Regions from separate parts of the Mus musculus genome. Here regions 2, 3, 4 and 5 are each linked to region 1. The links are chromatin loops, found by intact Hi-C in ENCODE. Cell type or tissue: heart. All regions are shown on one strand. Region 1 has its middle 12 kb from the start of Gm27162. Region 2 overlaps Ets1 (E26 avian leukemia oncogene 1, 5' domain). Region 3 has its middle 27 kb from the start of Gm27166. Region 4 overlaps Ets1 (E26 avian leukemia oncogene 1, 5' domain). Region 5 has its middle 43 kb from the start of Gm27162.

What was found. A loop is a pair of places that touch in the nucleus more often than their neighbours do. Peaks named below come from ENCODE experiments on the same cell type or tissue, not always from the same donor. Only the 100,000 strongest peaks of a DNase experiment are listed, where the experiment ranks them.
Region 2: a loop joins it to region 1, with 2.2 times the contacts of the local background. A loop is called at or near these places in 13 of 42 quality-filtered maps.
Region 3: it touches region 1 in a loop (2.2-fold over the local background); 3 of 42 quality-filtered maps call a loop at or near these places.
Region 4: it touches region 1 in a loop (2.6-fold over the local background); 12 of 42 quality-filtered maps call a loop at or near these places.
Region 5: it touches region 1 in a loop (2.2-fold over the local background); 3 of 42 quality-filtered maps call a loop at or near these places.

Annotation. Positions count from the first base shown.
Region 1 is chr9:32,938,707-32,943,706 of GRCm38, reverse strand. No RefSeq gene overlaps it. Among named protein-coding and RNA genes, the nearest start is that of Gm27162, 12 kb to the right of the region's middle. In heart, CTCF peaks have their summits at 634, 1,882 (motif pointing right) and 2,952; a DNase peak (open chromatin) is centred at 3,156; H3K4me3 peaks cover 1,019 bases; H3K27ac peaks cover 1,601 bases.
Region 2 is chr9:32,727,780-32,732,779 of GRCm38, reverse strand. It overlaps Ets1 (E26 avian leukemia oncogene 1, 5' domain), which reads right to left. Exons shown (of 10, transcript NM_001372534.1): 4 at 3,986-4,105; 5 at 2,525-2,725. Among named protein-coding and RNA genes, the nearest start is that of Gm3331, 53 kb to the left of the region's middle. In heart, a CTCF peak has its summit at 1,959; DNase peaks (open chromatin) are centred at 1,949 and 2,579.
Region 3 is chr9:33,001,995-33,006,994 of GRCm38, reverse strand. No RefSeq gene overlaps it. Among named protein-coding and RNA genes, the nearest start is that of Gm27166, 27 kb to the left of the region's middle. In heart, a CTCF peak has its summit at 2,252 (motif pointing right); no DNase peak of the experiment used is centred here.
Region 4 is chr9:32,713,355-32,718,354 of GRCm38, reverse strand. The region is part of intron 3 of Ets1 (E26 avian leukemia oncogene 1, 5' domain); the gene reads right to left. Among named protein-coding and RNA genes, the nearest start is that of Gm3331, 67 kb to the left of the region's middle. In heart, no CTCF peak of the experiment used is centred here; DNase peaks (open chromatin) are centred at 154, 2,104 and 3,634; H3K4me3 peaks cover 211 bases; H3K27ac peaks cover 2,947 bases.
Region 5 is chr9:32,883,596-32,888,595 of GRCm38, reverse strand. No RefSeq gene overlaps it. Among named protein-coding and RNA genes, the nearest start is that of Gm27162, 43 kb to the left of the region's middle. In heart, no CTCF peak of the experiment used is centred here; a DNase peak (open chromatin) is centred at 2,175.

The DNA.
Region 1 (5,000 bases):
GTGACTATGTAGTGGATAGATGTCTTAAAGAAAGACATGAAGCAGCTAGAGCATTAAGAAGAGAGAGTGGCCAGCCCTGCCACCTGGGGTCATTATGGGGTCCCATCCCTAGGTGTCACTGAGGGCCATATCTGGGTCTGTGGCTACACAGTGGCAGGGGTCCGAGTCTCTATTTGTGACTTATATTACCACTAGAGAACATGGAGATATCCCTGGTTGAGGCAGCTACCAGGGACCATGTGGGTGCCCAGGGGCTGTGCAGAATTGGCCCTTCCCCTGTGGCACTCTGAAGACCTGGCCCCATCATGGTAGCACTCAGGAGAGTTGGTCCTGCACCTCACCTGTACAGTACAGAGATTCTGGCCCTGGTAGCAATGGTGTGGGTGAGCTAGCCCCAAGGGCGTGAGTGTAGGTGAGAGAGCTGATCCTACCACTTGTCTGTCATGGACTGGCATAGGCTCAGAGATAATCCCCCAAACCCCCTACTCTTCATCATCTTCAGCAGTTTGGAAAGCTGCCCACAGGGTCATGAGCATGAGAGAGCTAGCCCTGCCCCTCACAAGCTGCAGCACTGGAGAAAGCCAGTCCTGTGCCTCACTCAGGAAGCACAGTAGAGCAGGCCCTAGTGGAAGGATGTTGGATGTGCTGGTTCCAAGGGCGAGAACATGGGAGAGTTGGCCTTCCCACTCACTAGATGTGAAGTGGCCTGTGGTAGAGGGTAGTAGGGGAAGCCCTCAGCCCCATTGCTCTTCTCTACCTGAGGCAGTCAAGAGAGTTGGGCCTGAGGGCAGGAGAGCGGGAGAGCTGACCCTGTCTCCTGAAGATGGTGGCATTGGGTGGTGGAACCAGAGCAGTGCTAGAGAGCTCACCCTGGTGATTCACATAAGGGAGAGCTCAGCTACCTCCTAGGCCCAGACACAAGGCTCTGAGTTGGTCCAACAAAATCTCTATCATCTGCAAAAGGTTGGAATGCATAAAAGGGCCTGTCCTGCTAATCCAAGGCTGCAGTATCCCCCATGATCCAGGGCAACAACAGGGTAATGGAGTGGAGGACAGGTAAGGATCCAATTCTGATGGTGTCACAGAAGCCAGAGATTTCAAACCCGACCAATGACTCACTGCAATGGACATTTGCAAGTGAAGATGTATGGACAGAGAAATATACTGTGGGACACACTGTGACACACTGCAGCTTCCGCAATGGGGTCTTTTCTATGCTTTGTTTTGTTTTGTTTTGTTTTTATTGGGGGGGGGAGGGTTGCAGGGTGAATGGCGGATATGAGGGAAGAGGGAGATGAGCAGAACTGGAGTGCATGATGGGAAACTCACAAAGACCCAATGAAAACCTTTTTAAAAAAAAAAAAAAGGACAGAAAAGAAAAGAAAAGCAATTCAGTTCCTTGCAACTTCAGCTCAATAGTTTTGTTTTCTCCTCAACTACTGCCCCGCCCTCACCTATGAGAGCCTCTGGCATATTGAACAAGGAAGACATTCGCCACCCATACTGCAACCTGACGTCCTAAAACTTCGATCCTCACCGTCTTTCATTCATACTTTCTTCACACTTAAAACCATCTTCAGAGCCATAGTTCAGAGTCTTTCTTCATTGTACATAGCATGCACCCATTTGTTTGTTTGTTTGTTTGTTTATCGGTTCTGTTTTCTTGGGTCATGAGCATGTAAGACAGGCACTTTACATACTTAGCCATCTTCCCAGCCCACCACCCATGCCTTTGTTTTCTGTGGCTGCCAAGGCAAACAAGCCTATACATCCTGGAAAATCAGCACTAGAATGGTCCACCTTCAAGAATTAAATCATTTGATGTATACAGGCTGAGTAGGTGGGGTTGGGGGGGGTGAGCATTCCAGACTCCCCACCAGGGGTTGCTAGACATCAGATAAGTTCTGAAGAGAAATATGTGAAAATGGTAAATGAGAACAGAAAGACAGTCAAAGAAGAGACTGTTACCCTGGCAAGGCAAGCAGCCCTTCAGCAAAAGACCTCATAATGAACCATTGTGAGCTTAGCTGCAGTGTTTGTGAATGGAATGCTTTCTGTTGAATGAATGACTGCTGTTCCATAATTCACAAAGTCTGACTCAAAACAGCCCGGGAGGTATGAGCATGTCTTCAGTGTGCACCACACACGTTTCCCCTCTTATCACCCACAGTCACTTTGGTTTACTCTGTAGCTCAGACGTTAGTAAGCCACAGCCAGGTTATAGAAGAAATCCAGTCATTTATAACCAAACCAGATAACTGGAGGACTGAGCCCTCCTGACCACTGAAGATCCCTTCAATCAGGGTTCCTTTCCGTCAGCGAAATCTCAGGGCACTCGGTCTAGAAAAGTTAATTTGCATTTTTTTTCTCCAGTTTCCTTCTTGAAGCAGGCTCATCAAATTCATAAGGAAATATGATAAAACAGCCAATGATTTCAACTTGCAAAGACAGACACACTGCTCTGAGCTGCTAGCAGTATGTGGCTGTGTCTCTTACGTTTGCAAAGTCTCATGCTGCTCGCCACTGTGCCCACAAGCCCCTCCTCGGAATTTGTCCTCTCCAAAAGCAGCAGAATTGCTGACCCTAATTCTGAGACAAGATGCACAGTACACAGTGTTCCCTAACAGTGCGCATGCAGATTCTCTTCAGGGACTAGACTTAATGTAAACAGAGATATCCAGAAGTTACATTATAGCCTCATTCTTGAGATAAACTTCTGTTTAATCGCTGATCCTTCCCGGAATAAGAAAAAAAAGATGCAAATAAATTGTTTTACTATTCTTAAACTAATACTTAATCTTCATTTTCTTCCCATGCTGGGAACTCTGTCACAAAAGAGAGAGCGGAGAGCAGAGAGGAATTTAGGAACAAAGCGAAGAAAAACACTTTTTGTCCTGGTTCCCAACCAGTCTCCCAAGCCTGGATTTAGACATGTCTTCTCAATCGCGACGCTAGAGGGAGTCAAACCCAGGAATCTGAAATGATCTCCGGGGTTGAACAGCAAGGGCGGCTGTTACACCTTTCTCTTTAAACGAATGCTCCTTAGCTCAACTGCCCCAGAAAAACGCCCAATCTGGAGTGCCGTGCCTTGCTTACTCTGAGGTTACTATTTCTAAAAATAGTTTTCTGAAAAATCTCTCTAGTGGGCTGGGAAGCACGCAAGTGGAGTGTGGGACCCGGAAGTGCACGGTTCGGCTTCGGCAGGACCCTGCAGGCTGAGGGTGGGACTACAGAGCTAGCCAAGAGCAGCAAAAGGGGTCGTGCCCTAGACTGAGAGTGTGTATTGGGGTTTAAATAGGCTATTCTCACTAGTCCTTGAGGAAGCAAAGTATTGGCTGGGGGCTGGGAGCTGGGAGCCCCAGAAGTGAACACCATGTATCAGGTGGCTGTGATTCCAAGATTGCCCCCACTGCCCCACCGCACACAAACCACACAGAGCACTACACCTCTGCGAAGGGTCCAGTAGAAGCAGCCTCTAAATGATGTCATGGCAGATGAACGAGGTTTTACACACCTCCGCTGGTCTTCCAACCATTTAGTGTTTCAAGCGAGGCATGGGAGTTAGAGAGAATGCCAGATATGGTCCAAGATGGGAGGAGACAGATAAATCCAAGTTTGGGAACTCTATCCATTTTCTCTCTTCCGTCTCTGGTCACATTTGTAATTCCTAGGAGAATATTACCACTTATTTTTGAGCCACTTTCATTTTTGTTTGTATTTGCTCTAAAAAATCCCCTTAAGACCAAAAGCAAAGAACTTCTCTAGTGTTCTGTCCCTTTGGGGTATGTGTGTATGGGGGTGGGAAGTATTTTGAGCATTCTTTTTTGGATATCCCTAACCTGTACAAAGCAGGGACCTAGCCTTGTCTCCAGCTTTCTTCTGTCACCAGCTTAATGTTCCTCAACATCTTGAAGCCTGGAGGAGGATGTGGAGGGAGGTTCAACTTTAGCATTTAAGTCTTGGGTACAGGGCAGTTACACAAAACTCAAGAAGCCCAACTCGTTGCCTGAAACACAGACTCTAGGTTAGACCCAGAGCTATTCCGTCCTCTAGCAAACCTCCCAAGAAAGATATCGGAGGACAAGCCTGGTCTATTTCCTTGATCAATTCATGAGAGAATTTGGTCCGTGTAGATTCTGGGAGAGCCCACTGTCTGAACTTTCAGAATTATTGCTAAAAATGAATGTAGCCTGAGCAAGCCTTTATGCTAGGAATGTCAGTCTTGTCTATATACATCTTCTGAGGTTTGGTACCAGCTCAGTAACTGACTGCAAACAATGTAGTGAACTTTTCCAATCACACTCACCACCACCACCATCATCAAACAAGACTATCAGAGAAAATAATCTATCAGTCCCTTTTTGGTTTAAAAGTTCCATGGTTTCTGTCTCTCTCCAGAAATTTTTGAATTTTTCTATCTTCTGACCTAAAAGTCAGAAGAGAGAAGTCTAATTGCAAATACAAGCAAGCCCGAGGTGCTTAGCTGTATCGTGCAGGAGGAAGACATTTTAGAAGGAAACAAGTCTCATTTATTCTGCCTGATATGGTTATCTCTAAGGCTGGTGCCAATGCAAGCAAGATGAGGGTACAGAGGGAGGGGAGGGAGACACATTTCCAAATGTCAAATGTTTATCGAGGGCTTTGAACTCTGACAATCAAGGCTTCCGGTACCTTTGGTCTTTAGGTTTTTGAAGAGAAAGACGAGGCCAAATGAGAAGGAGAAAGTTGAAAATGTTCCTACATTATCATGTAGGTCTGAGGCAAAGATCGGGCCCATGATACCCAACTTACTTGCAACTAATCTGGGACTCTCCCCTTTCAATGACTTTTTAAAAAATATGCCTTGTTGTAACTCTGAACTGAATCTGAACTTCAGACCATGCGATTCTCCCATGTGGCTCTTATATAAAGATGGCACACTTAACATGAATTCTGCCAGCACAGGATGAGAGCATTCTGGAAGCTTCTATCTTCAGGGACAATATACCTGTTTGAAGGAC
Region 2 (5,000 bases), 210 kb after region 1:
AGGATGACATCACTAAAGTACGGCTGAGCTTAACATATCAGCAGCTGTGAAACGGGATTGGTCCATTTATCTTGGGAGGAGACCCAGTGGGCAATCACTGAGGGTTGAGAGAACGGGCATCCCTATTGGGTGGTGTCTTGCTGTTTCCCTTCAGAGAACTGAATCTTCAGGCTCAAGTGTGGGGATGTCTCAAGGACCAAGATCAGCACCTAACACTCAAACGGGTCGACTAAAACCCATTTCAGAACACACGCTAGCCTTCAGGCAAGTGGGTATTTGTATCCTCCACTTTTTGCAGATATCTGGATTGTTTTTGTCCTTTTGAATTCTGCTTTTCTCATTGTTCTCAGAATTCAAGTTCAGGCCCAGACAAGAAGCAGGACTCTGGTAAGGTGACGCCACTCAGTGAACTGTGAGGACTTATGTAAAGTAACAGAAGCCAACACGTCCACACTGCCTAGATTCCAACTTCATTAGGACCCAGGAAGAAATAAAGTGTAGCGGAGAGCCGATCTTTCGCAGTGGGGCTCGGGGTACTCTGCTACCCCAGAATCAATCGCAGTAGCTGTCGACACTCTACAGAGCCTGACTGCATTTCTTTGCAAAGATCAGTCATCAAGAGAGACTGCTGATACGGGTTTTTCCTCAGGTACCTGCTAGCCTCCTGAGAGCAAAGGCTGATGGGAAAACAAGTTTATGCCTGCACTCAAAAAAAAAAAGTTCCCAGTTGAGATAAAATGATTACACACTGCTTGAGCGGCTTATCAGATTCAAACATCCCCTGCACCTTTGGCCTCCAGCTCCACCCCAAGCAGCTATGCTCTCTGGCTGCCATGCTGCTCCTGTTAGATCAACAGAAGGGACGCTGTCCTACGCACAAACGTCCCTGTCATCCCTTCAGAAACGGAAATCCATAGCCTGACAGTTTTACTGCCTCAAGCAACGGGACCCTGGCTAGGATGACCGGACTTGCCTCCTCACACCGACTCCATTACACCCTGCTTCACTTCAAATCCCTGACAATGCTCCTCTGCATGAACACTGTCAATAGTCTAATCCTGTCTCAGTGGTAGAGTTTCCTCGGAGCATCACAGCAAGAGCACTGGGTGAGAAGTGAAACGAAAACAGACTTGGAAGTAAGTAAAGTTTAAAGGGTCGATCACTGATTGTGGCTAATTTCAAGAGTTTATATTTGGCAGCACTTTGGAATCAAGGATATGAACAGACCATGATCAGCCTCTGACAGACCGAGACTACCCCCAGCTCTGGGTACGTCCACTGCAGGAATTCATTTAGAGTTCACAGAAGCACCATATTGACAGACTATGTTTGGTTTCATGGTCTGGTGCAACCTGCTGTTGTGTTCAGAAGACAGAAGTTAAACCGGTGCTGCGTAGAGTCTGCCACATCCTTCTTTATCCTCCTATGAACAGGTCAATTATGTCAGTGCCTAGGGGTCTGCACCAGTGCCCTTCCTACAGCGAGCAGTTGTCCAGTCCTGAGTAGCAGCAGCCACAGGAAGAGCTACCAAGTCCTTAACTGTGTTCATCCAGGGATCAGTTTCGACAAGAAGCTGAGGTGGAGGAAGACATACCACATTCATATGCCCAGAGGATTGGAACCTAGGTCTCTAGGTCTCTAGAGTGAGGTGTTCGTTCTCTTAAACAAAGGAAGGTCTTACATGGACTGAGCTGTGTGCCCTGCCCCCAGATGCTGTGCCTAGAGATTGAGGCTGGTAACCACAGGGAAAGGGTGGGCCTGGTTACAGAGGGCAGCAGGCTTCTAGGCTTACAGTCAGCTGTAGGGCACTGCTGACTGCTGGTAACTGCCATTTATTTTAAGAAGAAATTTAGACAAATAAGCACAGAAACACCCAAGTTTGCGGCCCGCTGCTGTTGCTATACTCAGCCGGAGCTACGGGACATGAGTCACTTGGTCCAAAAAGGTTAGAAGAGGCCAGGCCAGTAGAGGAGGCTGTGTCATTACAAGGTTGCAACACCACGTCCTGATATAACCCTAGCTTTGGCTCCAAATGTAAAAGGTATTCTACGCTGCCTTAATCCCAAGCCAGTGACTGGCAGAGAAACTTGTCTTGCTAATGGGCTTGGAAAAGCTGTACTCTCCTGTTACCAGAGAGAATACACCACAGACCAACGGAGTATATATCAAACGTTCCAGAGCAGGTGAAACTCCTGTTTTATATATCCAGATTTATTTAAGTTCAGACACTATTTATTCAAATAATGTATGGGTCTAAGAAAATAACTCGAATTGTATACAAGATGCTAGAGAAGTACAATCTTGTTTAAAAAAAAAATAAAATATGAACTCCTAAGGCAGAGAAGAAAATAAGCCAACATGTATTGAGCTCTTGCTTTGAGCCAAACACAGCCCCACATACCGTCTATACCATGGCTGAACACCCACAGGCAACAACAGCAAGAGCATCCCACTGTTGGGCCAGCCTTCCTCCTACTCTTAGAGAAACTCCACCCAGTGCCCCTCCCCATTTGCACACATTTACCTTTCTGCAGGATCTCTAGATGCTCCCACAGGATATCCCCAACAAAGTCTGGAGCCAGCTCGAGGAAGCATTCTTTACCCAGGGCACACAGTGCTGCTCCACTCATACAGAACTTCTGGAAGTCCACACCTTTCAGGCTGAACTCATTCACAGCCCACATCACCCAGTCCCGGACGTGGGTTTCTGTCCACTGCCGGGGGTCTGAGAAGAGAGGCCAAGCGAGGATATAGTAGGTCAGGCTGGGAGAAGGCAGGGAAGGGCCGAAACAGAGCTGACGATGCTAGTTACTCTACACCTTGGGAGCAGCATCTTGTCCAGCACCTCTCAGACTCTTCCTCCCTCATCTAGCACCCCACTTTCCCATCTCCTCAGCTAGGAGGAGCTAAAATCAGCCAACAGCAATTCCCTGCTTTTTTTTTTTTCAGGCCAAGATTTCCATTGATCTCCTCTCTCACCCTGATTCTCATTAAAAAATATCAAAAGCCCCCAGATAAGGGACTATGCCTTCTTTAATGGCAATAGCAATGGAAAGTGTTTCCCACAAACTGCACATGCCTCTTTCTGCTCTCAACGCTGCAATACACTTGAGATTTTTTTATACTCAATTATTTTTTATCTTAGCCACTCAGGTTTTATAATAATCACAGCAATTAGTAATGGTAAGTCATTGAAGTATCATTATTTGTGACCACAGGGACAGCTTTGAGTAGCAGTGAAGCCATGTAATCTTCATGAACATGACCTAAGGTTTGACAGAGCTGTACCTGCCAATGACACCAAAAGGAATCAGGAGGCAGCAGGCTTCTACGTCCACTCAAATGATGCCTGAGCCACAAGTAACTGCATGAGATGCTGGGAACACTCAGGGCTCAGAAGTCACTATGCTCTGGCATTCTGGTCCACAAAGGATGCTTGGAGCTGTGGTCCACCGAGGTTTTGGGTAAAGTTGTAAACAGAAGATGTAAAAAAAAATGTGCAGATGTATTCTAAGAATCTAAACAACACTTTGGTCTGGCCACGCTGGAAGTCTTTTATTTACAGTCAGACGAGGTGTTATTTATAGACAGTTTTCCTTCAACTTTCTTAACAACAACAACAACATCAACACAAAACAAAGCAAAATAAAAACAAGACCCAGCTTGCCTATTCATGACTGTCCAGGAAATGTTCTAGGGACAGCTGACAATTCACAGCTCACTTCTTTATGATAACTCCAGACTCTTTCCATTCTCAGAAAACCCTTTTAGATTGGAACACCCAAAGCACAAGCATAGTTTGCCAAAGTACATGAAAGAGAGCAGAATATAAATAATAAGCACCACAGCTCCCTGGGTTCATCCATGGTCACCCATCGTGACTCTAAAATAAATTTTTTCCAAACTTGTCTGCTACAGGAGAGCAAACGAGCCTTTCCTAAGGATCCAGTCTTCGTGGTCCTTTCTCCTACGATCAAAAGTATACCTTTGGGGATTCCCAGTCGCTGCTGTTCTTTTGTGAAACCACTGAAAGTAGCTTTCAAGGCTTGGGACATCATTTCTTTGCTGCTCGGAGTTAACAGCGGGACATCTGCACATTCCATGTCTGTAAGGAAAAACAAGGCAGCATATGAAAAAACAAAACCCGCATAGGTAATTAACCACTCATGAAGAATGAAAGAGTGTGAATGAGCCAGAGAATGCAAGCTGAGAAAGAATTGTGTTCACGTCTTCATCACAGCAGGTAAAACTGAAGGGGTTTTCCACAATATACTAGGTAGGCCTCTTTGAAAAAAGAACCAACCCCATGTCCTGCTTACAACACTCTGAATCCTGGCGAACAAACATGCTTATTCTTCTTCTGATTTCCACTACCCACGCCCCTCCCCCATTTATCCTTCTTATTCACTGAAACCATTTGTGCTACTACGCATTTTCGGTTACCTATAGAAAGAAGGAACAATATTATTCATGCAACCAAGAATTACTTAGTGCCTGCAATGTGCAGGGGATGGGAAGAGAACAGAAAGAGCGCTGGCCGAGAGAGTGGATTGTGAGCCTTGCAGTGGATTCAGGCATTAAAGATCTACAGACACGAACGTTCACATACAGTGCCAATAGGACTTCCAAAGAGAAGGCACATGCTAGCCCAGAACAGGAACTATTCCAGAGGACAGGAAAGCCTTGCCTCTGGCAGAGGGACGGACGGTGAGATCTGATGAGCACTCAGAAACTAGAGAAGAAGACTACACTCTGTCCTAGCTGTTCTCAGAGTGTGGTGCCCCAAGCAGACATGTCAGCCTCACCTGGAAATGAGCAGATACAAATGTTCAGTTTTACTGGAGGCCTATTGGATCAGAGCACATGGGTCAGCTTTTCAACACAAAAGCCAGTGGTGAGCCCTCATCTTAAGCTACACAATTCTTGGCACAGCATAAATGGAGGTATGGGAAAGATGAATGGAGGTTTTTCACCTCCTTGTTTAGGGTTACACCAAGAGT
Region 3 (5,000 bases), 63 kb before region 1:
TTGAGACTGGTTGTCTCACATGGTCTTCAGTATACACTGGAATCCCAAAGAAGTAGGCTCTAATACCAGTAACGGAATGGAATTTCCAGCCAGAGTAAAGGCAAGCAGACAGAGAAAAGGGGCTTTATTCTTCATGTCTTGTTAGCTGCTACCAGAAGGTGTGGCCCAGACCAAAGGTTGATAACTACCCCAAGTGATTCAATCGAGAAAAACCCCTAATAGGCATACCCAGATGCTTGGGTTTTAGTTCATTCCAGATGTGGTCAAGTTGACAATCAATAATAGCCATCACAAATCGATCCCTTGTCAACCTGACAGAAAATTGAATCTCCTTCCATTATACTTAATTTCAAAATTAAAACAGTAACCAGGTCATAATTATGCCTAACTTGATATAATCATGTTGAGCCTAGATAAGAGCCTTGCTCCAATTTATGAAGAACAGAGAATCACAAGGACAAAGAGCTGTTTAAAGTTTGATTCCACATTGTTTTATAACTCTGCTCTGAGGTCAGAGCCTGCTTTAGTTACTTGTCTCATTATGCAACAAAGCACCTAGTGAAAGACACTTAAAGAAGGAAGGATATCCCATGATGAGAAAGTTGTGGTGACAGGAACTTGAGACAGATGGTTTCACTCACAGACAGAAAGCATAGAGGAATGAATGCTAGTGTTTGGTTTGATTTCCTTTCTTATTCACCCTGGGCCTCTAGTCCATGATATGGTGCTAGCCACAGTTAAGGTAGATCTTTATACCTAATTAACCTAATCCAGATAATCCTTCAAAGTCATGCTCAGACGTTAACCCAATCTAGATAGAGGCTTGTCTTTTCTAGTGGCGTCTGGAGATGAAGATCTCAGACTGTGGGTATTGACCCCTTGTGAAGGTCAAACAGCCCTTCACAGGGGTAACATATTCAGATATCCTGCATATCAAATACTTACATTGGGATTTATAACATTAGGAATTTACAGTTATGAAGTCACAGCTGAATTCATTTTATGGTTGTGGGGCACTACAACATGAGGAAGTGTATTAAAGGGTTAAAGCATTAAGATGATTGAGAGCCACTGAACTAGTCTGTAAATCAATATTAACCAGCATGGGGACCTAGCAAATTTCATTTAAAATCAGCATCATGGTCCTTATACATAGAAGGAGATTTTTGGGTGGTGTGGACAGCTGTGCCACCTATACATCAAGTAGCTAAAATTGTCTGAAGCCTACTAAAATAACACCTAAACAGAATGCACCATACACAAAGACTATAAACTCAATTGCAAGTGAATGATATTGACGCTCTGGAAGTGGCTTTTAAAGATACTTAGAGCTACTTTTCTCTCAAGAAATTTGAGCTTCAATTTTCTCTGCCTTAAAACTTTAATAGTAGCATCTATTCCAACTATTTTGGATGGAATTCTAATTGTTGGGGTTTTTTGTATGTTTTTGTTTTTGTTTTGTTTTGTTTTGTTGGTTTTTGGAATTTTTTTTTTGTCAGTTTGACACACACTGTATTTATCTGAGAAGAGGAAGCCTCCTTTTTGTGAAAATGGCCCCTCAGATTGACCTATGGGCAAGCTTGTGGTGACATGTTCTTGATTGGTGTCCCTCCTGTGGGAGGGTCTAGACTATTGTGGGTGGTGCTATGCCTACATAGATAGTCATAAGATGCATGAGAAAGAGAAAATCACAGGAATAAGCGCATAAGCAGAGTTCTTCCCTGCCTTGTGCTTCATGAAGTTCCTGCCTCAATTTCTCTCAGTAGAACACTTTCCTCCCCAAATTGCTTTTGGTCACATTCTTTATCACAGCATTAAGACCTTAACTAAAATAAATGTCTAACTGTGAGAATCAAGCAAGTATTTGTCTTTGTTTGGTTGAATTGTTCCAGCAAAATGTCCCAGGAAAGGTGGCTTTTGTAAAGATGGAAGTTCAAATCGGCAAGACATGATGTCTGAATTTCAGATGACCGTTGCTTGCTATAGTGGGATGAAGGGGAAAGGGATGAGAGAGAAGAGAGGGAGAGAAGAAGAAGAGGGGCAAGGAAAGAGAGAAAAGGGAGAAGGAAGGAGGGCTGCCTCAGCCTTGCTTGTAACCTCAGCTCCACACTCCAGTTGGATGCTCATCCCAACGCTTCCCCTCACACACCCTCACACTATGCTGCTTAGATTTATCTATATGTTTGTGTCTCACACTTCTGCTGCTTCATTCTAAGGTATAACCTGTGACTTTCCTCCAGGTGGAGCTGTAGCTTTGGTGCCATATTTGTTGTGAGCAGATAAGGTTTTCCTATAGTATTGCTTCAGCACCATCTTAGCTAAGGGCAGTCCCAGGACCGTCCACCATCTTTGTTATGGGCAGTCCCCCACTTTGCTGCCCTTAGGAGTACAGTCTGATTTAAAGCCTCCAAAGACAATTTTCAATTAAGATAAGGTTTTCGTTCTATCCTGCTTTGGTAAATAATTGCCTTGGTAAATAATGATTTTAATATTAATTTAAATATTTTTGAAATGTAAAAATGTTAAAGATCACTGCCTTATTTAAATATACACTTAGCCTTGTTTTTGCTACTGCTATTAAGTCATAGTGTACTCTCTTTAATTGCTTGATACATCCAGGGTAAGTAATTAAACAAACATAGAGTGTCTAACTCAGATATGCTTAGTAGATAAATACTGGCTCACAATCTTATCGGTAATCTGCTAAAATGTAATGTTAAATATTATTATGATAGACAAAGACTCCAAAATCCTGACAGTTTACCCTCCAAGATGTCAGAGAAGATCTGGGACAAGATTCTTCCCTGATTGTAATGATAACCACTGAGAAACATTGCTCCATTTCCTTGCCAGAGCTTAGCCTACCCTCTGGACAGAGGCCATCAGAGAGTTAAATGTCTCATATTGCCTAAATCAAAGTGAGTCACTTTTTCCCACATTACTATTCCATAGGAAAAAAAAACTCTTCTCATCTTCTGGGCTTGACAGCCAGATTGACTGCCCAAGTTGTGAATGGAAACCACAGGATGTGGGAACTTAGGTGATGGACTATTGACCAAATTCTGCCATTTTAACCAATGAATGGCAGCTAGATTATAATTTCTTCTTCGCTGATTTCTGACTACATTGACAGCTAAAGTAACTACAGCTTGACAGCTAGAAAACAGACCTCTAACTCCTTACCTCAAGACAATCCACCACCTTATTAGCCTATTAGTCAATTTGTTAACTAGTTAAGACTACCAGATATCTTATCAAAGACAGGCAGGTTTGCCTTTCTCATAGACTTCATGATAAAGGGTAGACAAGTTCAAATGTAACCTTTCACAGATGTAACCTTCTCTTGCTTCCTTATCTAAATTCAGTTTTCAGTGACTAAATGCTTCAGATTTTCGGCCCTTGTTATGCCACTCTCCTAACATTAACCAATAGAGTTCTTAAGAATTAGCCTAACTCAAATAAAACATTCCATTATACAACCCAACTCTTATAATCACAGGTTCAAATTTTAAGTTCACCTTGATTGACTTTAATTGTAGACTTAAAATGTTTCTCATGCTAAAACTATACTATTAGCTATCATAGTTACAAATTTTAAGTTTTCTTTTGTTATCTTTCAAATAGACTTAAGTTGTTTCTCAAGCTAAACTGTATGATCAGTTATCATATTCACAAGGTTGTCAAATTTTCAAGTTTCCTTGAATTGTCTTTTAAAGGATATATATTCATTCAGTCTCCTAGACAGAAGGAAAAACTGTTCTTGCTTCTTCTGCTCCATGGAAGGTTTTGTTGTTGTTGTTGGTTGTTGTTGTTTTTGTTTTTGTTTTGTTTTTTGTCTTCCTAAGCTCACCTAAACTTACAAGCACTACCTCTCATGGAACAGACTCCATCTGGATAAGTACACCTGCCAATCAATAGCCTAAGTTCTTACCTGTCACCTATTCCAGAGGATGGGACTCCTTTCCTGTTCCCTGGGACTGGGATGCCCCTTGCCCTAACCACCAAGACTTAAGGGTTTCAAATATTCATGTAAGAAAACTGTTTTCTCCCAAAACTCTCTACTCAACTTTACTCTCTATTACTCTCTACCTCAAGTGTGTGTGTGTGTGTGTGTGTGTGTGTGTGTGTGTGTGTGTGTGTGTTTCAGCATCTTGCCAAGTCCAGAAGTTTACTCAAAATCTACACCCAGGACAGCTACAGAGAAGAAACCCATAGATGCCCCAGCCTTCTCTCACAGACACAGACACTTTTACTGGACCTACTCCTTTCTACCCCCAGATGGTTCCACAGACCCTGGACAGCAAGGAAGTAACCACCTCTCCCGTAAGATGGGCCAACATCCTCATCCCCATTTTCTTAGGCTTTCCAGAGACACATGGCTCCAAAGTCAGCAGGAAGCAACTAAGGATCACAACAACCCTATTCCTGCTTCATCATCACCTCTTTCTAGTTTCTCCTTCTTTAAACTAAACCAAAATGGAGGAATGTTATCATATTAGCATTCCTTCTAGACTCCACCCCACAGTTACCTGGCAACAGCCAGGTATGCCTGGCTTACTATAAAAGAGGCTGTTTTGCTCTCTTACTCTCTTGTTCTCTTCTGTCCCTGACCCCTTTCTCCCCTGACCCCTTCCCCCTTCTCTTTCCATGTGTTCCTGGCCAGCTTTTCCTCCTCTTCCTCCTCCTCCTCCTCCTCCTCCTCCTCCTCCTCCTTCCCCTCTCTCTCTCTCTCTCTCTCTCTCTCTCTCTCTCTCTCTCTCTCTCTCTCTCTCTCCCTCCTCACCTCCCTTCCCATGCCCTAATAAACTCTATTCCATACCACATCCATCCTATGGCTGGTACTTCAGGGGGAAGGGATGCCTCAGCATGTGCCCACCGAGGCACCCCTCTTACCTCACCATACCTTACTCTACCAAAACATATCCTGGCTCTCTTCCCTTTTTAATAAAACACAACACATGGAATTACAAGAAAGCTTTGAAATACTCCCAATATCCCCT
Region 4 (5,000 bases), 230 kb after region 1:
ACAGCAAGCATGAAGAAGGGGGGCTAGGGATCCCCTCCCCCAGGAAAGCGAAGCCAGGAGAGGTAGAAGATGAAACGTTTTCTCCATGGGCAAAGGAAAAATCTGGGCAAACAAATGGAGCAAAGCCGGTTTATTTAGGCTGGAAGAGGTAGTTTTTCTGCACTTTTGAACTGTTTTCTCAAGGCCTGCCTCTCCCTCCCACGCAGGAAACAAACACAGAGCCAGGCCTCTTCCAGGGAGCGTTCAGTGGCTCACAGCTAGCTGAGGAAGATGGCCTGAGAGAGCTGAACTGGGGCCTGTCTGGGAAGAGACAGCAGGAGAGGAGGCAGAGGAGACAGCAAGGAGGACAGGGCCAGGACAGAGGCAGGAGGCCAAGTGGAAGGAGCTAAGGAGATGCAGCGACTTACTCCCAATTCAGAATGGAATATTTTCCATGAAGTTTGAAAGGAACTTCTCTTCCCAATTTTCTTATTTATTTAAAAATTATATAAATACATGTAACCCCTCCTCCCCTTAAAAAGGACAATTTTCCAATGGGGGGGGGGGCTCGTTTGAGATGAAAGCCAGTCTTCAAAATCCCTCAGAGGAAGCCAAAACCCCGCGTGTCTTGATGCTACAGAAAGAAAAACAAAGTAGACATTCTTCCTGTGTTCTGAGGCTTTTTTATGCAGATGTGTTTTTCTTTTAATAAATAAATCCGGGCTGAGAAGGAAGATGCATATTCACACACATCCACACAGCCCAACTGCCTGTATCCAAAGCAGGAAAACTGTGACACAAAATGAGCAACCCCACTTTCCCAGGCGAGGCCACGCGGGCGCACAACATGGCGCCACATGCAACAGACTGTCCACATAGCAGGGACCTAAGCTTCTCAAGAATGACAAGGAGTGACGAGCAAAGGAGAGGCAGAACCCGGGTGAAAATTGGCATTCTCTTCTCTAACTGTCATCTGGCTTAAGATACCCAGCTGTGCCCTACTTTGTGAGCCTTTCAATTCATTCATAAGACGTGATGGCTATGAGAAGAACTATCATACACATTTTGTCAAAGGATGCCTGCTTAGGAGCTGTGTCCTTCAGACCTGGCTCTGTCAGTCAAAGCCCTTGCATTACTGATCCTTCGGCTAGCAGGTTTTCAGCTTTTATCCTTCCTGCTTGATAACCCCTCTGTCCAGCTTTTTAAACTCCCCGTTTAATGCAATCATTCACAGTGGCCTCTTGTTCCCCCTAAAAGCAGTCTTGCATGTCTGTACCCCCTAAGGAGCATCATACACCTCCATAGAGAACATCCAACAAGCAGGGTAAACTGAGACCGATGAGATGGTTGCCTAAAAGTGAGAACATAGCAACTACTAAGCAAAAGACAAAAGACACTACCAGCCCTCCTCTAGACAAACTCACATAGCCAGTCCCACACCTATAGCCTTGGCCTTTATTGATCTATCTATAGCAAATGCCACTGTTTTGAACCGTAATTCCCCATGTAAAAATCTTTTTTAAATCTACCCTATTAGCTATCCATCTCAACCTTTGCACCATCTGCACCTTACTAAAAATGCTTTCTGCATCTTTCTCTAGTCTAAGCTCCTTATGAAAAAAAAAAAAAAAAAAAAAAAAAACACCGAAGAGGCAATGGCCAAGTACTGAGCCCTATAATATAACACCACAGACCGTGCATTACTCTGACACAGGAGCATTAATCATGGGGACAGTTGCTGAACCCCTTACAAATCCTCCTGATTCAACTATCGACACATCCACATATCTTTGTCTGGACCACAAATATATCCAGGAAAGACTCAGACAAAACCATTGCTGGCATCAAAATAGGAGGCTTATAATTCAGCTGATCTACACTGTAGGCTGTTTCTCTCCTCTGGTCTCCCCAAGCACCAGACAAGTGCAAATGAAAATAGCCAGGCTGAAATTCAAACTTCTGCACAGTGAGAGTGAGTCGGGGGCAGGAGCAATGGTGGTGGGAGGGGGTAGGCTTCAGCACCAGAAACAATGGGCAGCCAGAGAACAATGGTTACAGACAAAGTCTTGGTCTATTTATATCTGCCCCTGTGAGTCCCAGACAGGAGGAACTGGAAGTCTGCCCTGTATGCATAGCTCCAACTGGACCAGAGCTAGGAGGAAGATGAGGTCACCACAAAGGCTGCCTGCTGAGGAATGAGCTATTCTTTTGCTCATCCTGCTCCCTCTCAATCTAACAGGTCTCTTTCGCCAAGTGTAGAACTGGCTTGCCCTCCGTAGTCCCCTCTGAGATGGGTAGACCTGAGAGGTGATTAAGGCCTCTTCCGGGGATGCCAAGGATAAATCAGCCAAACAATAGAGATCAATGTTACGGCTCCCAAGACATCTGTTCATTAACCACGGCTGGTGACACTACAACAGAGCTCTTCTATGGTTAAGTTCCCTAGCTCGCTCCCTTGGAGCAGAATAAAGGGACTAAGACACGGGGCTGGGGGTGTCTCTCAAGGCCAAAGCACTCGTCCAGCATGTGTTCTTGTCCAGCATCTGGGTTCAATCCAGCACCAAGGAGAAAAGGGAGGCCACGAGCTGAAATGCATGGAGACACAGAAAGACCTTTCCTTCCCTCTTATTGCCCTGTCTTCCCTTTGGAATTTCAACTTTTCTCCTAACAGGACTTCATACTGTGATATTCAATTTTTCCCCCCGCACTATTAATTTACTTTTATTCTCCCTCTTCCCACAGGCTTACTAAAATGGAAGCCAGCAGTCAGATAAGTCTGTGATAGACCACAACCTGCTACAGGCTGGTGGCAGAAGGAAGCCATAGGAAAAGAGACTCAGCAGTGAGTCCCTGCAAGCTGTTACCCTGTCCACCTTATACAGTGCCACCTGTGTCATGAGAGGACTGACAGGCAGCCAATAGTCAGCAACTTCATCCACTGGATTCCACCCTACCGATCCAAAGCACAAACCCAGATTCTCCCCCCCCCCCGCACCCTCCCCCCTACACACCAAAACATCTGAGACCCAGTACAAAGATCCCTGTGGAGAAACAGCTTTCTGCTCCTGCCTCTGAACCTCCATGAGTGACTTCCTTCTGTGCTCCTGGAAAAACAACACTTAAGTAAGCAAAAAGAAGCAGAAGTCCTGTTTTTCATTTAACTAGCTTAGAATATAGAAGAGAGACACACACACACCCTCCCATGGTGAGAAGGAGGCAAGCACTTTAATGTTGGATCATTTTAGAGCTCAACCAGGGCACTGCTGGGTCCAACGGACTCAGAGAATAGCTACAGGTTACACTGGGTTCTTTCTCCAGCTTCATTCATTCACAAGTGCATGAGGGAAGATGCGTGCTACAAGTTCAGAGTACCCAAAGGCACACAAATAAATCTGAAGATAACTGAGATATTATGTTCCAGGCCACACTGGCAAGTGATGTAGTCACTCAGTACAGAAGGTGAAGACAAAAAACCCAGAGGAAGACCACCTTAAAATACATCGGACAATGGATGCTGGCATGGGTGCACGGAACACTAAGCTGATGCAGTATTCCGTTCAAACCCTGCTTCTCCCATTCCTCTCCACCCATTCTCCCTACGGGCAAAACGTCCCCTTCTTTCCAAAGGCCCTGCTGACTCATCCCAGTGTAATTCAAGAGAGCCACATGGGAGCCACATGGTAGGAGTGGAGAGAAGGCAGAGAGACGACCACATTCATAGCATTCATACCCAAGGCCAGGCTGACACCAGAGAAGATATGAAAATCCCCACCTGTGGCTTGTTTGGCAAGTATAGGACACAACCCTCCTCTCGGCCTACAGCCTTCAAAATTCCCTGCACAAAAGCAAGCAGTGCTCTTGCCCCCATCTGGAGTTTATAGCCTCAGATTAATATGTTCAACAACTCACAGAATAAAGACCCTATGCAGTCCTGTAAATCTCAACGTGTGTCTCTAAGGAGCTGGACCCCTAGGAGCTGAGACATTTAAGTCATAATTAAGAGTTGATCCCTGCTAAAGTCTCCTGGTTGCTAAGGAGTTGCTTAGGACCCAGAGAGATAAACTTGGAAGAGTTCATGATTACCCTCCCTATACCATTAGGTTCCCTTGCTAACCCTGTCATCTGCCTTTCTCCACAGTCCGTGCAGATCTACCTAATCTATAATTTGGGCTCCAGTATCTCTTCGGCTTTGGCTGAAGAAGAGTAAACTATCACTCCATGCAGTCTACCTGAGTCTTTATTTACCCTTCCTTTGCCTTCTTCCTCCATACACCCTCACTCTAGCTATGAAAAGCCTCATCTGCAGCCAAGAAGCAGAAAAGAATTTACAGAAAGAATTTGCTATAAAACCTTAACTACTCCTTGGAGGGAGGCTCTCCCGCCTGGCAACCAGACGTAATTATAAGATGAATGAAAGGGAGGCAGCCAGTGGTGGAGGAGTTGTGGAGCTCTGTCACAGGCCAAGGGTCCCACACGATTCCTGCAAGAGTTAGAAGGGCCTTTAGATGTCATCTAAGTCCAACTTTTCTTTTCCTAATGGGGAAGGAAGCCCTGGAGGTGACCCACCGTAGCTTTACTGATTGTCTTACTCTGACTCCCGCCCAGGATTCTGTCTATACCACCACCATTTGCTCACTGCTGTGAACTAGGAGGAAGAGGCTCTTCTTCATGTCTTTCCTATCACCAAGCCCTAGAGTGTCATTCTGGAGCAACATTTCTCCCTAAGTTCTTCAGAAACCCCAGCGGACAACTATCCACAAAGCCAACACATATACAAATGTACATATTATGGCTCCCTCTGCTACCTGTTCCCATTGCAGTTTACAAGGGCTGAGTGACAATCACCAAACTGTAGACGTCCCCCTCACACACAAGAGAGAGAGGTTCCTGGTGTGTGACAGTGATCATTAAACAAGCAGTGTTTGATTGCATGACACTGGAATGTACAGCAGCTCTGGAAACAGAGGGTGCCATTCTTATCAAACCAGGGCCAGGGAGGACATAGTTAATGTCTGATCTAC
Region 5 (5,000 bases), 55 kb after region 1:
TTACTCATAAATCTGGAAAAATATAATTTCTGTATAGATTATATGACACAATGACAAATTAAAATGGATTAATTTTGTAGTATAATTTTGAATTTTGAGGGTTTTTTTAGTCTCTAATATTATCTTAGGACTTTGAAAATCATATAGACTGCAAGGGTACCATGCTTTCTTTGTCCATAGGATTCTTTTGTTTTGTTTTGTTTTGTTTTGTTTTGTTTTGTTTTGTTTTGTTAACAGTCTGGAATAGATCCTAAGAAAATTTAGAAAATCTTGGTTGGATAAGTACACAGACTTATGAACTTATACGCTTATGTGAACAGTGTGCTTTCAAAAGCAGCATTCAGTATCATCGTTTAAAAGTCTCCAAATCTGAAGGCCATCCAGAGACGACTGTCCAACCTGGGGATTCATATACAGTCACCAAACCCCGACAATATTGTGGATGACAAGAAATGCTTGCTGAAAGGAGCCTGATATAGCTGTCTCCTGAGAGGCCCTGCCAGAGCCTGACAAATACAGAGGTGGATGCTCGTAGCCAACCAGTGGACCGGGCATGGGGACCCCAACAGAGGAATTAGAGAAAGGGCTGAAGGAGCTGAAGTGGTTTGCAACCCTCTAGGAAGAACAACAACATCAACCAACCAGATCCCACAGAACTCCCAGGGATTAAGTGACCAACCAAGGAGTACACATAGTTCCAGCTGCATATGTAGCAGAGGATAGCCTTGTCATGCATCAGTGGAAGGGGATGTACTTGGTCCTATGGCGGCTCGATGGATGCCCCAGTGTAGGGGAATGGAGGGTGGGGAGACAGGAGTGGACGGATGGATAGGAGAACACCCTCATAGAAGCGGGTGGGGGTGTGTGGATGGAGAGTTTTCAGGAAGGGGAGAACTGAGAAAGGGGATAACATTTGAAGTGTAAATAAAGAAAATATCCAATTAAAAAAAGGGGGGAAGCCTCCCAATCTATACATATGATAGCACACACACACTGAGGACAGCAGCTAAATTCCTAGTGAGCATATTTGATGAGTTTCTTGGGCCTTGGTTGTGTTGCCTGCAACCAGGCGCAACACTTTCCTTTGGTTAGTTGGTTAATGTAAAGGCCACTTCAAAACCAGTCTGAGTCTACTACCTACAGAGTTGAATTATTCATGGTGGGCCCAAGCAGTGTCTGGCAGCTCAAGTTTCCTTTTGAAGATGTCTACATTTTATCCCCATATGGATTTTTAGGAGCATGGCAGCCCTTATCAAGAATTCATTTATTTTGCTTTTAAAAACAAAGAGATGTCCCCGCCAGAGCACTGGGAAGAATGTGAGCTGAGCAAGAGACTGCTGGAAAAGAAACAAGCCTCCAGACAGGGGAGAAATGGAGGAAGTGGGAAGAGCCACCTGCTGAATTCTGTTCTTTTTCAACCTGAGGCAGCCTCTCCAGTCCATGGCTATGGGTCCTCCAGCAGGGATCAATGGGCACATTTCCATATCAAAAACACAAACTGCAGAGGTTCCCAGAGAGAGAAGATCTAAGCAACCAAAGTACAGAGCCTTGGCACATGTTTAGAAAAGAATTCTTTAAGATCTTCTGGCAGGTCAGACCTCATTTTTCTCATCCCCAGTTATCTACTGCCCTGCTCATTAACCACTCCTGTAGTATATTTCGTTCTTTCCCTTTAAGAGGCATGCCCATCCCTGTGCATGCTTAGGGCATGGGTCCTATATGGTCCTATGTGGTGATTGTACCTGGTGGTAGTATTATGAGCTCACAGTAGGGGTGTGTGCATCCGAAAAGCACAGGGAAGACAGGTTTGGTCCATCCTTCAGATCCCCAAAAGAAACCTACTGAATTTAAGACCCTTCCAAAGGCTCTCCTTCCCCCCAAAAACCATCCAAGCTGACCACATCCACTCAGGAATCACAAAAAGGTAGAGGACCCAGCAGGAACCCTAGCGTTTGAAGAAGCAAAGCAGGAAAGATGTTCTTCGGACTCTGGTGTGAGATGAGTGAGCCAGACTTGGCCTCCCAGGCAGGCGTGGGCCCAACAAATGGCTTAGCCTTGTGGAAGACATAACAATGCACTTTTCAGTCAAGTTGCCTGGGTGGAGCACACCACCAGCTTCAGGAAGTCCCCTGTCCAAAGCTATTCATTAGCTGGATCTGTGCAAATAATTTGCTTTCCATGTGCCTCATAACCTCTCTAGGCTGAGAGCCCAGCCAGGGGCTGCAGGAGGGACCTTCAGAGGCACTGTGGCAGTTCAGACATTGCCATAGCAACCGAAGGCTTTATTTATTGTACTGAAAAGCATACAACAACAACCAGCTGTCTTTTAGACAATAAGGTCACGTCACTGGAACCCTCTGTGCCTCAGGTGACAATCCCATTCCTGGTTCTCTTCAGCTTCCCCACGCAGCCTTTTGGAGAAGGTGGCCCTGCAGGTTGCCCAGGCCAGGTCATGGGAGTGAGAATGGAGCCCTGCAGCTGTCTCTGCAGATGTTTCCTGGACTGAGCCCAGCAAGGCTGGATACACAAGGTTTGACAGTGAGAGGCCTGGAGGAACAATAAGCAGCCTGATTTTAGCTTATAGGACCCCCTTGTCGAATGAGAGCCAGGCACAGTGAAAGAGGGGCCTTGGAACACAAGATCCAAAAAGATGGCTGTTGTTTTGGTTTAAGAAAGAGCCTAGAGATCAGAAAGGACAGTGGGCATTGGAAAGCATCGCATCATCGTGATGCCCAAGGAGAAACAGAAAAACAAAACAGGACATGTCTTCTACCGTTCACCACTCAGGACTCAAACTGATGACCTGATGACCTACCTTCCCAGGCTTCTTCCAGTTCCTCCAGTTTGTCCAAAACTCTCCTCCTTACAGGAATGTGTTACGGCCAAATCAGAGGACTTACAAATGCTTACAGGGTCTCTACACTAGGTCGGCCATTGTTCAAACTATTCTATATATTACCGTAGCCACTTTGAAGAACAACTCCAAGAAGGACTTGTACAGTCTTTATTTCATGGGTGATGATAGGACATTAAGTGACACAAAGCCTATGTTTAATCCCCCAATGTTTGGACCTGGGAATTACTTACTCTCTTATTACACTTTATTTGTCTTCCATTAATTGATTAAACGGTTGATTAATTAATCTTTTATTCTTTAATTGACCAAATATTCTGGTAAGTACTTGAGATACAAACAAAAACCTAAAGCCACCTGAAGCATGAACTCTGGGTCTTTACAAGCTCCGAGTCCATAAAATATGTGCCGTGTGAGGAAAACAAGGATAATGAGGGCTGTAGGGGTTCTGACATGGGCTCTGTGAAGAACCTGACACTTCAATTACAGTTTAAGGGAAATAAAACCAATGTAAAAAACACACATGTGCTTCAACACAGCCTAACAGAGAGAGATTTCCTGGATGGGTGACTGTGACATGGGTATACATGGAACCCTAGAACACATGAACAAAGTGATGGACATAGGCTGGAAAAAAATGAAGATTATTTGGTTTTGGGTGAATCTGAAAATAAAAGGGATTTACGAGAGGTATTTCAATAAAGGAGCAACCAGGAATCCGTCTGCAATGCATGCTACATTTACCAGGGAAGAGAGAATAAATGGGGCCTAAAGGTAACAATCACAGAGCATGCAAGAAATGACAAGTTCAACTAGACTGCTATAGAGTACTCATGCAGACACACAGCAGTTGCTGACACATGGACAGTTTGAACATTCTCTATGAACCCATGAAGGAAGGGGGCAGACCAGAAGCCAGAGTGGGGAAAGGAATGATGTGAAACTAGCTGGGAGAATGGAAGGAAGGCTGACATGAATAGTTCCAAGTCCGAGCTTAAGATACATGTATCTGTGTAACGTGTGGCACTGAAAACCTTAGGCTACCGTATAGGCTTTCAAATATAGGAGATTGAAGAAGGCTCGTCTGTCCAATGGTGCCCTTTACAATGGGATAGGGAGGCAGAAGAGACATGAAACAAGGTGCTGTGTAGTTTTATTATAAAAGGAAAAGAATGTGGACACATACTTGCCTGAAGGCAACCGATATCTCTGACCTGCATGCAATGCCTGGGACCACAGCCTGGTCCAGAATGGGAATATAAGAAATACTTATGGAAAGAATAAAACCCTGTATATTCAGTGGAAATTAGAAAAGTAGTTGGCTTACACAGTTGCCTCGTCTCTAAATCCTTGTACATTATATAAGGGATAAACAGTACAAATATGCTTTTTTCAAGAAGCGTAGGAGGTACACTAAAGTAGGATTCAAATTCCCCCATATCATGGTTCCTTTGAAATTCATGGCCATGGAGACTTCCAGACCCTGCAGATGCATAGGCGACTATTGAATAACTTCATGTATGTTTTTCTCCCCTGGCAATTCTCAGCTCTGAAAAAGTAGACAAAAGTCTAGTGAGATAACTCCATGAATAAGGTGCCTGCCACCCAACCACACAACATAAGTTCACTTCTCAAAACTCCTAAGGCAGAGGGAGAGAGATGACTCCTGAAAGCTGACCTCTGAGTTACACATGCAGGTGATTGCTCACCCATTCACATACACAAACATATCCACAAGAAATCATAAACACATAGATGATTCTAGTAAGTTTAAGGTAGAAACATTGACCTCTTCATCCTGCCTTCATGTTACTTATAAATTGGGACAGAAGTATCATCTCCAACCTTTCAAGGAAGCATTTAAACGAAAACAAACAAACAAACAAACAAAAAACAAACAAAAACCCAAAACCAGAAAACGGGCTCTCACTAGTTAGCCGTATATGGCCTGAAACTCATGATTGAGAATAAGAGTCACAAGCCCTGCTTGCCACTGATTCCTGAGTGCTCAAATAAGTTAAAAAGCATGTACTGCTGTGCCTGGCTCAAGGAAACATCTTTTGAGATTCTGTGGCCAGATATTAGATGCTGTGCTAAATGACATAATTATAAGGATAAGTGCTTCATTTTATAAAACATCATTTTT